2 separate regions of the Homo sapiens genome follow, and region 1 is linked to region 2. A link is an interaction called in ENCODE POLR2A ChIA-PET data of the cell type or tissue named here. Cell type or tissue: Caco-2. All regions are shown on one strand. Links, peaks and the distances in the headings refer to the core of each region. The heading gives the core; the rest is flanking DNA.

What was found. Peaks named below come from ENCODE experiments on the same cell type or tissue, not always from the same donor. Only the 100,000 strongest peaks of a DNase experiment are listed, where the experiment ranks them.
Region 1: POLR2A ChIA-PET joins it to region 2 with 5 read pairs; 1 of 35 experiments calls an interaction of 5 or more read pairs at or near these places.

What each region holds. Positions count from the first base shown.
Region 1 is chr19:4,673,463-4,679,617 of GRCh38, forward strand. DPP9 (dipeptidyl peptidase 9) reads right to left here. Exons shown (of 22, transcript NM_139159.5): 22 at 1,765-3,194. The coding sequence ends at 3,102. DPP9-AS1 (DPP9 antisense RNA 1) reads left to right here and starts at 5,820. Exons shown (of 3, transcript NR_164163.1): 1 at 5,820-6,077. RefSeq lists enhancers at 2,509-3,469, 6,127-6,155. In Caco-2, for the core only: CTCF peaks have their summits at 3,859 (motif pointing left) and 4,060; DNase peaks (open chromatin) are centred at 3,842 and 5,630.
Region 2 is chr19:2,885,512-2,893,334 of GRCh38, forward strand. No RefSeq gene overlaps it. Among named protein-coding and RNA genes, the nearest start is that of ZNF57, 12 kb to the right of the region's middle. RefSeq lists a silencer at 2,074-2,251. In Caco-2, for the core only: a CTCF peak has its summit at 2,030 (motif pointing right); DNase peaks (open chromatin) are centred at 2,320 and 3,630; H3K4me3 peaks cover 1,580 bases.

The DNA.
Region 1 (6,155 bases), core at 1,156-6,155, 1.8 Mb after region 2:
TGCCTGGGTGACAGAGGAGCAAACAACAAATTATTCCACGGATCCCACTAATCATGATATGAAATCTGTCAGTCCTAAAGGACAAGATTCGATCACACAAATATTAGATTATTTATTTATTTTTTTTTTTAAATTTGAGACAAGGTCTTGCTCTGTCGCCCAGGCTGAAATGCAGTGGTAGTTTCAGCTCCCTACAGCCTTAACCTCCTGGGCTCAAATGATCCTCCCACTCAGCCTCCCAAGTAGCTGGGATTACAAGGCATGCAACACTCACCCAGCTATTATTATTATTATTTTTTTGTAGTGATGGGGTTTATGCCATGTTGCTGTGGCTAGTCTCAAACTCCTGTGCTCAAATGATTCACCCACCTTGGCCTCCCAAAGTGCTGGCATTATAGGTGTGAGCCACTGTGCCTGGCCTCCTTTTTGTGTGTGTGTGTGTCTGTGTGAGACAGGGTCTCACTCTGTTGCCCAGGCTGGAGAAACCTCCTCAGCTCACTGCAACCTCCTCCTCCTCCAGGGCTCAAGTGATCCTCCCACTGCAGCCTCCTGAGTAGCTGGGACTACAGGCGTGCACCATTGCGCTGGGCTAATTCTTCAATTTTTAGTCGAGATGGGGTTTCACCATATCGCCCAGGCTGGTCTCAAACTCCTGGGTTCAAGTGATCTGCTGGCCTCAGCCTCCCAAAGTATTGCGATTACAGGCGTGAGCCACCACACATGGCCTTTTTTTTTTTGAGGCTGATCTCAAATGCCTGGGCTCAAGCCAACCTCTCGCCTTGGCCTCCTGATTAGCTGCGATTACAGGTGGAGGCCACTGTGCCTGAGTCCCCTAAATATCATTTTGTACTGGAATTTTTTTCTTTTTTATACTTCCTTTTTGATGTTGTTGTTGTTGTTTTGGAGACTAGGGTCTTACTCTGTCACCCAGGCTGGAGTGCAGTGGCATGATCACAGCTCACTGCAGCCTCGACCTCCCGAGACTAAAGTGATCCTCCAGCCTCAACCTCCTGAGTAGCTGGGACTGCAGGCATGCGCCACTACACCCAGCTAATTTTTGTTTTTGTAGAGCCAGGGTTTCACACCATGTTGCCCAGGCTGGTCTCCAACTCCTGGACTGATGCAATCCACCCATCTTGGCATCCAAAAGTGCTGGGATTACAGGTGTGAGCCACCACGCCCGGCCTCGTATGTTTTTTTAAGCCCCCCCCCCCCTTTTTTTTTTTTTAAAAAAAGTGGAAATTTCCAAAGGATGGAGCAAGTGGATAAGCAGGGCAGTCCATCCCTGCTGTTAGAAATGGAGCCCACATGCCCCGCACGTTGCAAACAGGGTCTGCTGGGTGTCTTGGCTGCTGGGACGATGTGAGGAGGGCCTTGGCCTGTCGTGGTCCTCAGGGTGCAGAGTCTCAGGTAGAAAAGGAGGTGTTGGCTGGGGGAGGATCCAGCATGGAGGATGCTGTAATTTGGGTTGTGCTGAGGCTCTGGGGAGCCCGGGGGGCCAGTCCAGGCCACACACGACAGCCAGAGCTGAGTCCCTGGAGACCGGTAGACCTTCCTAGACCAGCGAGGACAGGACTACCCTCATCAGGTGGCTGGGGCCATCCTCTGTGGGTCAGTCTGATCAGGGCATGGTGCCCAGGCAGCCCCAGCACCCCAGGAGTCCCCACAGATGGCAGTGCCCTTCTGCCATGTCTTGTCTGTTGCCCCCCGGAAGCCCCTCCCACTCAGGAGCCCCAGGACTTAGAAGGAACCTCAGGCAGGTGACATGTTTCCAACTGGAATCGTTTAATGTGTCTACTTCTTCCACGCATAATTATAAAAGAATAAGAATCGACAAAAATATTTTCTTTCCATAATATGTAGAGGTGGTTTGTTTCTTTTTTTTTTTTTTCTTTTCTTTTTACTTTTTTTTTTGCCCGCCCCTGGCAGAGCTCTTGGCGGGGAGGGAAGGGGAGAGGGAAATATAACCCTGAGGTGGGGATGGTTCAGCTCCCAACCCCGGAACCCCTGGTGTGTACGGGTCAGGCAGACACATGTGGCTGGGCGGCTGGGCTGGGGAGGGGACAGCCGCCACTGACCAGCAGAGCGTGGAAGTTCGGTGCGTTTCAGTGCCTGCCTGAAAGCTTGGGGACAGGAGGGCTGTCCACAGGTGGTGCCCCCCGCGGGCCCTGGCCGCTTCTCCTGTGGGGCCCGCATGACCCTCTGCTCGGGCTTGGGAAGAAATGGAGCCTACCAGGTGCTGGGTTGCAACCCCGCTGCCCGGTGTGGACCCCAAGTCTAGATTTAGGCACCCCTTGCTTTCTGTCTTTTATTTTTTATTTATTTTGAGACAGAGTTTCGCTCTTGTTGCCCAGGCTGGAGTGCAATGGTGCGATCTTGGCTCACCGCAACCTCCACCTCCCGGGTTCAAGCGATTCTCCTGCCTCAGCCTCCCGAGTAGCTGGGATTATAGGCACGCGCCACCACACCCGGCTAATTTTTTGTATTTTTAGTAGAGACGGGGTTTCCCCATGTTGGCCAGGCTGGTCTTGAACTCCCAACCTCAGGTGATCCGCCCGCCTCAGCCTCCCAAAGTGCTGGGATTACAGACGTGAGCCACCGCGCCCGGCCTGTCTTTTAAATAATTATGAAAAATATCCCCCCAAACAAAACACAAACATCAAGTTGGGGAGGCTGGCCGGGGGGGACAGGCAATTGCATGCTTGGGTGCTGGGGACGGTGGCTGGCCGGGCCAGGGGACTGAGAGGTCACAGGGAGCCCCAGGCGGAAGGCAGCCCGCTCCTCTGAGTCTCTTCTGGCCTCTCCAGTGCCCATCAGCGTGTGACCTCCTCCTCCCAGAAGGCGGGGAGAGGAGGGGCTGGCCCGAGACCACCATCTCTCTGTCTCGGCAACCAAGAAGCAGCGGACATAAAACCCAAGAGCGTTTAAAAAAGGATAAAAGGCGTCGGGGCGGTGAAGGCAGCGGCTCCTCGGGGCTGGCCAGCGCTGGGCGGGACAAAGTGCCTCACTGGGGCCCGCGGGCCACTCAGTCCCTCCCGCCTGGTTCCCCGCGGAGGCTGCAGCCACTTGTGCTGTGATGTGGCGGCTCCCGGTGGGCAGGCTCAGAGGTATTCCTGTAGAAAGTGCAGCAACGTGACTTCATAGTGCTCGCCCGACTCGGGGCAGCGAATACTGTGTCTCTCGTTGGGGTAGATCTGCGGGGAGACAGGAGGCAGGGCTGGGGGGCGTGGCCGGACCACCCCCGTGTCCTAGGCTCCTCCCTTATTCTGGCTCAGGGCATCCGGGAAGGCGCAGGTGCTCTGAGGCCCAGTGATCTGGGTTTGAATCCCACCTCGGCTGTTGACTTGCAGTGTAACTCTGGGCCTCTCTAAAAAATGGGGTGAATCCGGACCTCACAGTCTTTGGGAGGATTTGGTAAGACAAAGTTTACAAAACGCCTTGCGGTGTGCACGCGCTTGCACAGAGGAAAGATTTAGGAAGAAACCGTTTGCCTCTTTCCCCCAAACCGGCTGACGGGCGACCAACTCATCTCTGTGGAGGTGGCTGAGGCTTCAAGCCTCAGGGACATCTGGTGCCCTGGTCTCGAGCCATTTCCACTTTACCAAAAGGCATGTGACTAGCTCTGGGCCTTAGGACAGCTGCCTGTGAGGATTTGTGAAGCATTTTCTGGGTCCTCTTAGCGCCCAAGGGGGATCAAGCCAAGAGGCAGGCAGTAACATGGAACTCCCCAGGCTCCTGAGACCTGGACCAGCCAACGCCAGGCCTGGGGGTGGATCCACACGGGGATGCAGGTCCTGCCTCTGGCCACGAAGGAGGGCTCTCGAGGCACTGACGGACAACCCCTATAGCTCCCCACTGCCCCCTAGGGGTTGGTAGGACCAAGGCATGAAAATAACCCTACGTTCTCCACAAAGAACCCCGGGGCTGGCCGGCAGCAGGGGCAGGTGGCCCATCTACGCCACCTCCTGCCAGTGAGATGGGTTTCTGAATCATCCCCTCCTCTCCAGGCTCCTGGTCCCCACTGTTGCCCATCACCCTGGGAATGCACCAAGCCACCCACTGGTTTCCCCTCCTCTACTCTTGCCTTCTTTAATCCATCCCTGGATGAATCACGAGTTTGATGACACCGTCCCCAGCCTAGACCTCTGCAAGGACTTGCCAGTCTGACATCAAGACCAGCTTCCAGGTCCTGCTGCCCCAGGCACTTCAAGGGCCCACTCCTTCCCCAGCCCGGGCAGTGGCACTCCCTGGGGCAGACTCTGCTGCCCTTGACACCAGCCATATGCACATGTTGTGCCCATGCCTTTATGCCACTCTGGGTCCCAGCTGCCTGGTTACTTTTTCCTCTTGGCTAAGAGGGCAGATAGAGGGTCTGTCTGGCTCCCCAATGAGCTTCCAGACCAAGCCCAAGGCCCGGCATGTGACAAATGTGATTTGTGTATAAAGAGGGCCTGGGGCCGCCAGCTGCCTGGCCCAGATGTTTTGGGGTCTTTGAAACAGAAGGAGAGGTGCACTCTATCTGTCCCACACAATGCCATGTTCCCACCCCACAGCCTATCTCATCTCACGTTCTACTTCCTGTGGGGAGGCAGTGAGACAGGACCCTGGGCCCACCCTGTGTGCTGAATGCTTTTCTTTTTTCTTTCTTTTCTTTTTTTTTTTTCTTTTGAGACGGAGTCTCCCTCTGCCGCCCAGGCTGGAGTGCAGTGGCACAATCTCGGTTCACTGGAACCTCCGCCTCCCAGGTTCAAGCGATTCTCCTGCCTCAGCCTCCCGAGTAGCTGGGACTACAGGCGTGTGCCACCACACTCGGCTAATTTTTGTATTTTTAGTAGAGACGGAGCTTTGCCATGTTAGCCAGGCTGGTCTCAAACTCCTGGCCTCAAGTGATCCACCCGCCTCAGCCTCCCAAAGTGCTGGGGTTACAGGCGTGAGCCACCACGCCCGGCCTGAATGCTTTTCTGAAGACCTTGTTTGGCCCCAGCAGCCTTCAAGGAGGCCGAGTTATCATGACCGTTTCAAAGACGGAGAAACGAGGTGCAAGGGTGAATGCTGTCCCAGCTACCTGGCCCCTGGGAAGGCAGTGGGCTCGGGTCTCAGGCTGGGAAGAGACATCTGAAGTTCCATTCCAGCCCTGCCTGATATCACTCCCTGGGCTGCTTGGGATGTGGGGTGTCGGTGGGGGGCACCGCCAAGAGATCAGCTCATCACCGCACAAGGTGGCTCTGCCTCCCTCCTGCTCTGCGGCCCCATTTCCCTGCTCTGTTGAAAGGCAACAGGACGCTCCCCACAGGACAGAGCATGCCGAGGCGCCCAGGAAGCAGAAATTGTCTGCAGTCCACAGGTAATAAAACCTGGCCCTCTTGCCTCCAAGATACCTCCTGAATCTCCCGCCGGTACAACTATGGACCACGTCCCACTGTCCCCCACAGGCCATCCACAAAGCAGCCAGAGAAATGTGGGTCAAATGGCAAGCCGCCCAACTCTATGCTCTGCTCACAAGCCCGAGTCACCTCCCACCACCCTCAGTTGAAAATCCAGCCGAAGCCCCGCCCCCGCTGAGGCCCCACCCCTCTATAGCAGAAGCTCCACCCTGCTTACTGAGGGCCCCCCCTCCTCTACAGCAGAAGCCCCACCCTCCTCACCGCTGAGGCGCTGCTCCCACACCGAGCCCCACCCTCTCCACTACCGAGGCCCTTCCCCACACCGAGGCCAACCATTTACTGCGGAAGCCCCACCCACCGTAACACTGAAGCCCCGTCCCTCTGCAGAAGTCCCACCCTCCTCGCCATTGAGGCCCCGCCCATAACCATGCCCACCCCTTAGCGCAGAAGCCCCGCCCACCTAGACTGAGCCCCACGTTGCTGCCAAGGCTCCACCCACTCCCCCACTCTCCTCCCGCTCGGTCCCCCAAGCCTGGCTGGCTCCACTCACTCTAGCACCCTTCACTGCTGCCTCCTCAGGGAATGCTTGGCCCCAGCGCCTTAGGAAGGAGCCTGCTAGGGCCTTCAGCACTCAGCGGTTTCTTCTACGCAATTTCTCAGTTTCAAATAAAGCCCGTCTGCGGGGCAATTTCGGTAAGGGTTCCTCCCTCCATTAGGCCCGGAGCAGGGGTGGGTGTGGCAGCCCCCGATCCCGTGCTTCCAGCACCGAAG
Region 2 (7,823 bases), core at 1,413-6,412:
ATTTGCAGCTCAGTTCTAGCTCCCTGACATATCAGGGTCAAACCCAGTTTTGTTTTTGTTTTGAGACGGAGTTTTGCTCTTGTTGCCCAGGCTGGAGTGAAATGGCGCGATCTCAGCTCACTGCAACCTCCGCCTCCCGGATTCAAGCGATTCTCCTGCCTCAGCCTCCCGGGTAGCTGGGATTACAGGCATGCACGACCCTGCCCGGCTAATTCTGTATTTTTAGTAGAGACTGGGTTTCTCCATGTTGGTCAGGCTGGTCTCGAACTCCTGACCTCAGGTGATTCGCCCGCCTGGGCCTGCAAGTTGAACCTGCATATCTTTGGAGATCTGGAACACACGCTAAGTTCAGAACCAGAACCGGAAGTGCTGAGGAGCTTTCCTTCTAGTCCCGCCCCTCACGCTGTCGCTTACGCTTCCAGTTAGCAACTTGGTCGTGGAAAACACCTGCCTGTGGCCAAGAGACGTGAAGTTAGAGCTTCAGAAGCGTCCAGGCCGGGCACAGTGGCTCACGCCTGTAATCCCACCACTTTGGGAGGACAAGGCGGGCGGATCACTTGAGGTCAGGACTTAGAGGCCAGCCTGGCCAACATGGCGAATTCCTGTCTCTGCTAAAAGTACAAAAATTAGCCGGGCGTGGTGACGCATGCCTGTAGTCCCATGTACTCGGGAGGCTAATGCAGGAGAATCGCTTGAACCCGGGAGGCGGAGCTTGCAGTGAGCCGAGATCGCGCCACTGCACTCCAGCCTGGGCGACAGAGCAAGACTCCATCTCAAAAAAAAAAAAAAAATATATATATATATATATATATATGAATAAAGTAATCTCACATTTGAATGAAGAATCATGAATCCTAATGGGACAATAGGGTGCCCAACTGTTCATATATTTATAAAGGAGTGGGACTTATTCCAGGAACTTAAATGTTTCCATATTGGAAAATCCAAATACGTTCATATAATTCACCAAGGAGATGAGAAATATCCTCAGGGAGGTAAGGGTGTATTTGTACATAAGTAAATTTCTATTTCTGTTTAGAAATACTTGTTTAGATCGCTTCTCGGCCTTTTGGGTAAGATCAAGCGTAAAAATACTTGTTTAGGAAAATAATTCCTTAAAGTGATTAAAAATACAACTATCTCAAAATTAGAGCCAAATTCAAAGACTTCATACATTAGTAGGGTCACCTGGTGTGGATGGAAGGACATGTCACATAATGCCAGTGTTCTGACTTTCTATGGCTGCATAATGCCGCCCCCAAAATTATTTATTTATTTTTTATTTTTTGAGACGGAGGTTTGCTCTTATTGTCCAGGCTGGAGTGCAATGGTGCGATCTCGGCTCACCGCAACCTCTGCCTCCCGGGTTCAAGCGATTCTCCCGCCTCAGCCTCCCGAGTAGCTGGGATTAGAGATATGTGCCACCACGCCTGGCTAATTTTGTATTTTTAGGAGAGACGCGGTTTCTCCAGGTTGGTCAGGCTGGTCTCAAACTCCTGACCTCAGGTGATCCGCCCTTCTCGGTCTCCCAAAGTGCTGGGATTACAGGTGTGAGCCACCGCGCCTGCCCCCGCCCCCCTAAAATTTAGATCACAACAACCACATTTATTTTGCTGAGGAACCTGATATTTATCCAGGACTGGGCAGAGGCAGCTCATCTTTGCCATTCTCCAGTTCCACACGGGCACAAATTGGGGTGGTTTTTTCGCATTCGTTTTTATAGGGCCTTTCACGATGTCTTTTTATCTCGGGAACCATGGGGAACTTTACGGCAAGTAACAATGTTCACACATAAAACAGGACGGTGTCATTTTTCTCTTTTTGTGCACACAAGTGTCAATTTTTACTGCACCATCAGTAAGTCTAGATTTAATCCAATATGAAAGAAAGTCAAACCCATCACAAAAGAGCAAGGTTATTCTGGCTTGAGCTCTAAAATGCACAAGTCATTGTCCTCTGCAGTCTTGTAAATAGCCTGACATCAGTTGTTTTAAGGTTTTAAGTAGTCTGCGTTTTCATTAGTTATCACTAGATGGTAGCAGAGAGCATCGGTCAGAATTAATAAAAGAGGGTTAAACCAGCTCAAGCAAGCGAAGCCAATGGCTGTAGTATTTAGGAAGCTGCTCAGACCAAGGCTATGGCTGAAGCAGCCCACCCATTCTACACACACGTGGGGCCCAGGAACCTTTGTAAAGTCCTCTACTGTTGGACCTTGTGTCTTGCCAAGTGGCTGTCAGTGTAGGCTGGCATTTAGTGCTGCGTGGCCTTATTGATGGTTACAACCATTTTTTCTGCTTTGGTACCACCCGCCATCTACCGGAACTCTTCAGTACATCTCCACGTGGATCTGAGCTGAGCTTCTCCCGCTTTCTCTGAGAGCATTTCCAGCCAATATGTGTCTGCTTGGTCATGTCCTTGCCTCTGCCCCTTAGCCAGGAACTTTACACAAACATAAAATGTATCTATACCTCTACATCATGCCATAAATGAAAATTGTTTCCAGATTTATCACCGAAGATAAATGTGAAAACATAAGAGATCATGAATTGGAATAAGCAAACATTTCTGAAAACACAAAAACACCATAAAATAGAATGAACAGATATTAGAAGCTACAAAACAAAAGGCACCATAGCAGAGTGAAAAGAGAGTTTATAGAATGGAAGAAGAAACGTGCGATACACAGATCTGGCAAAGGGCTTGCATACAGAGTCTAAACGCTCCTATAAATTACTAAGAAGGCAGGCAGCACAATAGAGAAGTAAAATTACAGATTTGATTAATCATTCACAAAGGAAGCTTGTCCAAGTGGCTAATATTTAAATGATAATTCAGTTTTTTCTTAAGGGAAATGCAAATTAGAGCGAAAATGACATACTACTACTCCCTACCATACTGACTGAAAGCCCAAAACATCCAGGAAAATGCTATTGCTGAATATGTGCAACAGAAATGCTAAGTTGTGGCTGGCACAGTGGCTCACGCCTGTAGTCCCAGCATTTTGGGAGGCTGAGGCGGGAGGATCGCTTGCGCCCAGGAGTTCAAGACCAGCCTGGGCAACACAGTGAGACCACCCCCCCCATCTCTAAAAAGAAAAAATAAATAAAAATTAAAAAAATGCTAAGTTGCTACAACGTCTTTGGAAAACTGTGCCTTTTGCATGGCTCGGTATGTTTAGATACACAAATCCTTATTGTGGTGGAGCCCCTTCCTTCCGAGCTTTCCGGAAAACCAACGACACAACTCCCCAAACAGGAAGCACAACCCGCTTGCACCTGTGCACCATGCTCGGTTGGAGCTCCCAGCTGCCTCCAGGGCACAGCGGCTTTGGAGGAGGGGCCGCGTTGCATGCTGGGAGCAATCTGAGGGGCGGGACCCTAGCGTTTAAGGGCTGTCCTTTTTTGAACCACATTTCCAAAGCGCTCGGGTTCCCCGAGTGGTGCCCCAAGCAGTGGACGAGCAAGGTGCCCGAGAAGGAGGGGACCACAGACACCGCCTGGTGTCCACGGACTACCAGGAAGCCAGGGGGCGGTGGCCTCCGTGGGGAATGCGCATGTGCGGTCCCGAGCCTCAGGCTAGCGTTCGGGACTAGAGTGGGGCGTCGCCGCCGCATGTTGCACCTGTCGGCAGCGCGGCCTCTCCCGGATGTGACGTAGCGTGACGCCTGCAGGATTGATGCTGAAATGACGAGGTGGCAGCGCCGGTTCCTGTAGCTGAGGGGTGTGAGTTCGAGGTCTGATTGTCCTCGTTTTCTACTTCCGGTCACCTCACTGCCACATGGCAGGCCTCCAGGGGAATACGCTTAAGATGAGACACCTGCGCATCTCTCTTTTTTTTTTTTTTTTTTTTTGAGACGGAGTCTCGCTCTGTCACCCAGGCTGGAGTGCGGTGGCGCAATCTCGGCTCACTGCAAGCTCCGCCTCCTGGGTTCACGCCATTCTCCTGCCTCAGCCTCCCGAGTAGCTGGGACCACAGGCGCCCGCCACCACGCCCCGCTAATTTTTTGTATTTTTAGTAGAGACGGGGTTTCATCGTGTTAACCAGGATGGTCTCCATCTCCTGACCTTGTGATCTGCCTGCCTCGGCCTCCCAAAGTGCTGGGGTTACAGGCATGAGCCACCGCGCCTGGCCTCTTTTTTTTTTTTTCTTTTGAGACAGAGTTTCGCTCTGTCACCCAGGCTGGAGTGCCGTGGCCTCATCTTGGCTCCCTGCAACTTCCACCTCTCAGGTTCAAGCCATTCTCCTGCCTCAGCCTCCCGAGCAGCTGGGACTACAGACGCGCACCACCACGCCCAGCTAATTTTTGTATTTTTAGTAGAGACGGGGTTTCACCATGTTGGCCAGGCTGGTCTCGAACTCCTGACCTCAGGTGATCCACCCACCGCGGCCTGCCAAAGTGCTGGGATTACAGGCGCGAGCCAGCACACCCGGTCACACCTTTGCATCTCTAGGCAAGATTCGTAGTCAGAAGACACAAAACCAGACTTGGAATTCCTGATTTAGGGTTGAAATGGCCTCAAGCCTGGGAATACGTGCAGATACCTAAGGACTGGAATTCCGCCCAGGATGACCCTCAAAGGGAAGTTCACGTTTCAGACCTACGGTGTGTGCAGAGCTCAGGCCCCAGGAACTTGGGGACAGAGGTGCCTTCTCGCTTCTCTCTGAATCTGTGTCTGAGGTGAGAGAGGCATGGCCCTGGTGGCCTTTCTTAATTTCAGGTTGGGTTCCAAGAAAGCAATGACGGCTCGCGATTTCTTCTTTCTCACGCCATTCTCTGTTCGGTTGCCAAGGAAGTGGAAAAAAATTGGTTTTGCTTATCTAAAAAGGTTCAGGTGAGTTTATTTTTATTATTTATTTATATGTATTTATTTTTTGAGATGGAGCCTCGCTCTGTCGCCCAGGCTGGAGTGCAATGGTGCAACCTCTCTGCAACCTCCGCCTCGCGGGTTCAAGCGATTCTCCTGCTTCAGCCTCCTGAGTAGCTGGGATTACAGGCATTCGCAACCACGCCCAGTTAATTTTTGCATTTTTAGTAGAGACGGGTTTCACCGTGTTGACCAGGCTGGTCTTGAACTCCTGACCTCATGTGATCCACCTGTCTCCGCCTCCCAAAGTGCTGGGATGACAGGCGTGAGCCACCATACCTGGCCGACTTGCTGTTTAATTCAGCAAAAAGGTGTTGTATTTCTGCTTTGCTGTGACATGTATCGGAAAATTGAGCATATGGAAATAATGAGTGTGAAGAGCAGCATGTGCTCCTGTTTGGGCATTATGCCTCATTAGAAAAAAATCTGGCCTTTCCGGAGGTTGCAGTGAGCCGAGATTGTGCCACTGCACTCCAGCCTGGGTGACAGGGTGAGACTCAGTCTCAAAAACAAAACAAAACAAAAACTACCATCTCCTATAAAAGGGCATTAAAATTTTCCAAAATTTGGGATTTTGAACACCGTCCCAATTTAGTATCAAAGTATTTTTGAGAATGCCAAATATCCTTTGATACTAAATTGGGACGCTGTTCAAAATGACACAGTGTCTGCAGCTCACCTTCATTATTCCTAGACTCTCCCTTACCATCCACAGCTCTTCTTGCATCTACCGGATCACCAAGAACTTGCACAGCTATCATTCTGCTTGTAGGAAAGGGCACATGCTGGATTAAAACCGTGCAGATGACCACATCCTTTTACAAACCAGGGGCAACTCTGTGGCTTCCTAGGCTACAGATTCTCTCAGACTACACTAGCAGCAAATTGAGAAGGCCACCTCTTTAATACAATTTACAATTCATTCAAAAGGACTCTATAAACAGCCACACTTGATGGCCCGAATAACTGGTGAGACTCTGGTGACCTTTTCACTTCATAGGTACATATCATATTACCTAAAGCTTTTGAGCATTGCAAAAATAAAGATGGACCGGCCAGGCATGGTGGCTCACGCCTGTAATCCCAGCACTTTGGGAGGCCGTGGCAGGCAGATCACGAGGTCAGGAGATCGAGACCATCCTAGCTAACACGGTGAAACCCCATCTCTATTAAAAATACAAAAAATTAGCCGGGTGTGGTGGCGGGCACCTGTAATCCCAGCTACTCAAGAGGCTGAGCCAGGAGAATCACTTGAACCTGGGAGGCGGAGGTTGCAGTGAGCCACGATTGCGCCATTGTACTCCAGTCTGGGCAACAGAGCAAGACTTCATCTCAAAAAATCAATCAATAAATAAAGATGGACCATGAGAGTTTTATTTTGTAGGAAATTATTACTCTGTTAACTCCATGAATGCAGGACTGGGTATCACTCCACACTATTTACAAACACCCTGAGCAGTCCCTGTGATAGTGTTTACTTAACACATACTGAGTGATGGAAATATAAATTAATAAATACATCCTCATTCTCCAATGCCCCACCATCCATAGAAAAAATGCAAAATACGTCCCTCTGTTTTCCCGATTATCTCCCTTGTGGATTATTTTCTTCCAAGACCCATTTTTTTTTTTTTTTCGGACGAAATCTTGGTCTGTCGCCAGGCTGGAGTGCAGTGGCAGGATCTCGGCTGACGGCAACCTCCACTTCCCGGGTTCAAGTGATTCTCCTGCCTCAGCCTCCCCAGTAGCTGGGATTACAGGTGCCTGCCACCAGGCCCGGCTAATTTTTGTATTTTTAGTAGAGACGGGGTTTCACCATGTTGGCCAGGCTGATCTCGATCTCTTGACCTCATGAACCGCCCACCTCAGTCCCCCAAAGTGCTGGGATTACAGGCGTGAGCCACCGCGCCTGGTCCCCAAGACCCGTATTTTTTATATCAAGTCTCTACTTGTTACATTAAAATCTTTACTTTTTAAAAAAAATCTCTTTTCCCAGAAAAATACACGCCCTCGAACTGCGAGGACTTATTCTATATTGAGAGCCTGCTGTGTCTTGATTACTTTTCAGCCTAATTTTTTGTTTTGAGCTTACAATGCCTGGTATATAAGAGAGGCTCAAAAAGTAGGATCAGGTTAAAATCATGGTCTTTGGGCTAGAAGGAATTTTTCTTTTCTTTTCTTTTCTTTTTCTTTTTCTTTTTTCTTTTCTTTTTTTTTTTTTTTTGAGACAGAGTCTTTCTCTGTTGCCCAGGCTGGAGTGCAGTAGCACAAACTCGGCTCACTCCCGGGCTCAAGTGACTTTCCTGCCTCAGCCTCCCAAGTAGCTGGAACTACAGGCACATGCCACTGCACATGGCTAATTTTTGTATTTTTTATAGAGATGGGGTTTCTCCATGTTACCCAGGCTGGACTTGAGCTGCTGAGCTCAAGTGATCCGCCCACCTCAGCCTCCCAAAGTGCTGGGATTACAGGCGTGAGCTACTATACCCAGCCTACGAAGACTTGTTCTGAATCCTGATCCTACCTTATAACTTGCTAGCTTTGTAATCTGTAAGTCTGTTACCCACAAAAGGAGACAATAAATGTATCTACATTATAGTTTTGGAAGATTAAGTGAATTTATATATGTTCATTGAATTATAGGAAACAAAACCATACCAGATATATGGTAAGCAATATTCAACTCTTTACATGGAAGGAAAAATCAGCCCTTGAGAACTGGGACCTGGCCTGGCATTCGTCCCACGCCACATGATTCTGTTGAACAGCAATGATTTTACACCACCCCGACATCAGATGGGGCCACGGGGTGAGAATGAGCAAAGCAAAAACAAGAGTGCAGGGAAGTTCTCCAGGTGGCCTGAGACTGACCCAATCTTCCCCACTCTTGACTGTAGCTCTCAAGAATAACTAGAATGTACTGGGAATGCAGCCGGGCACGGCGGCTGATGCCTGTAA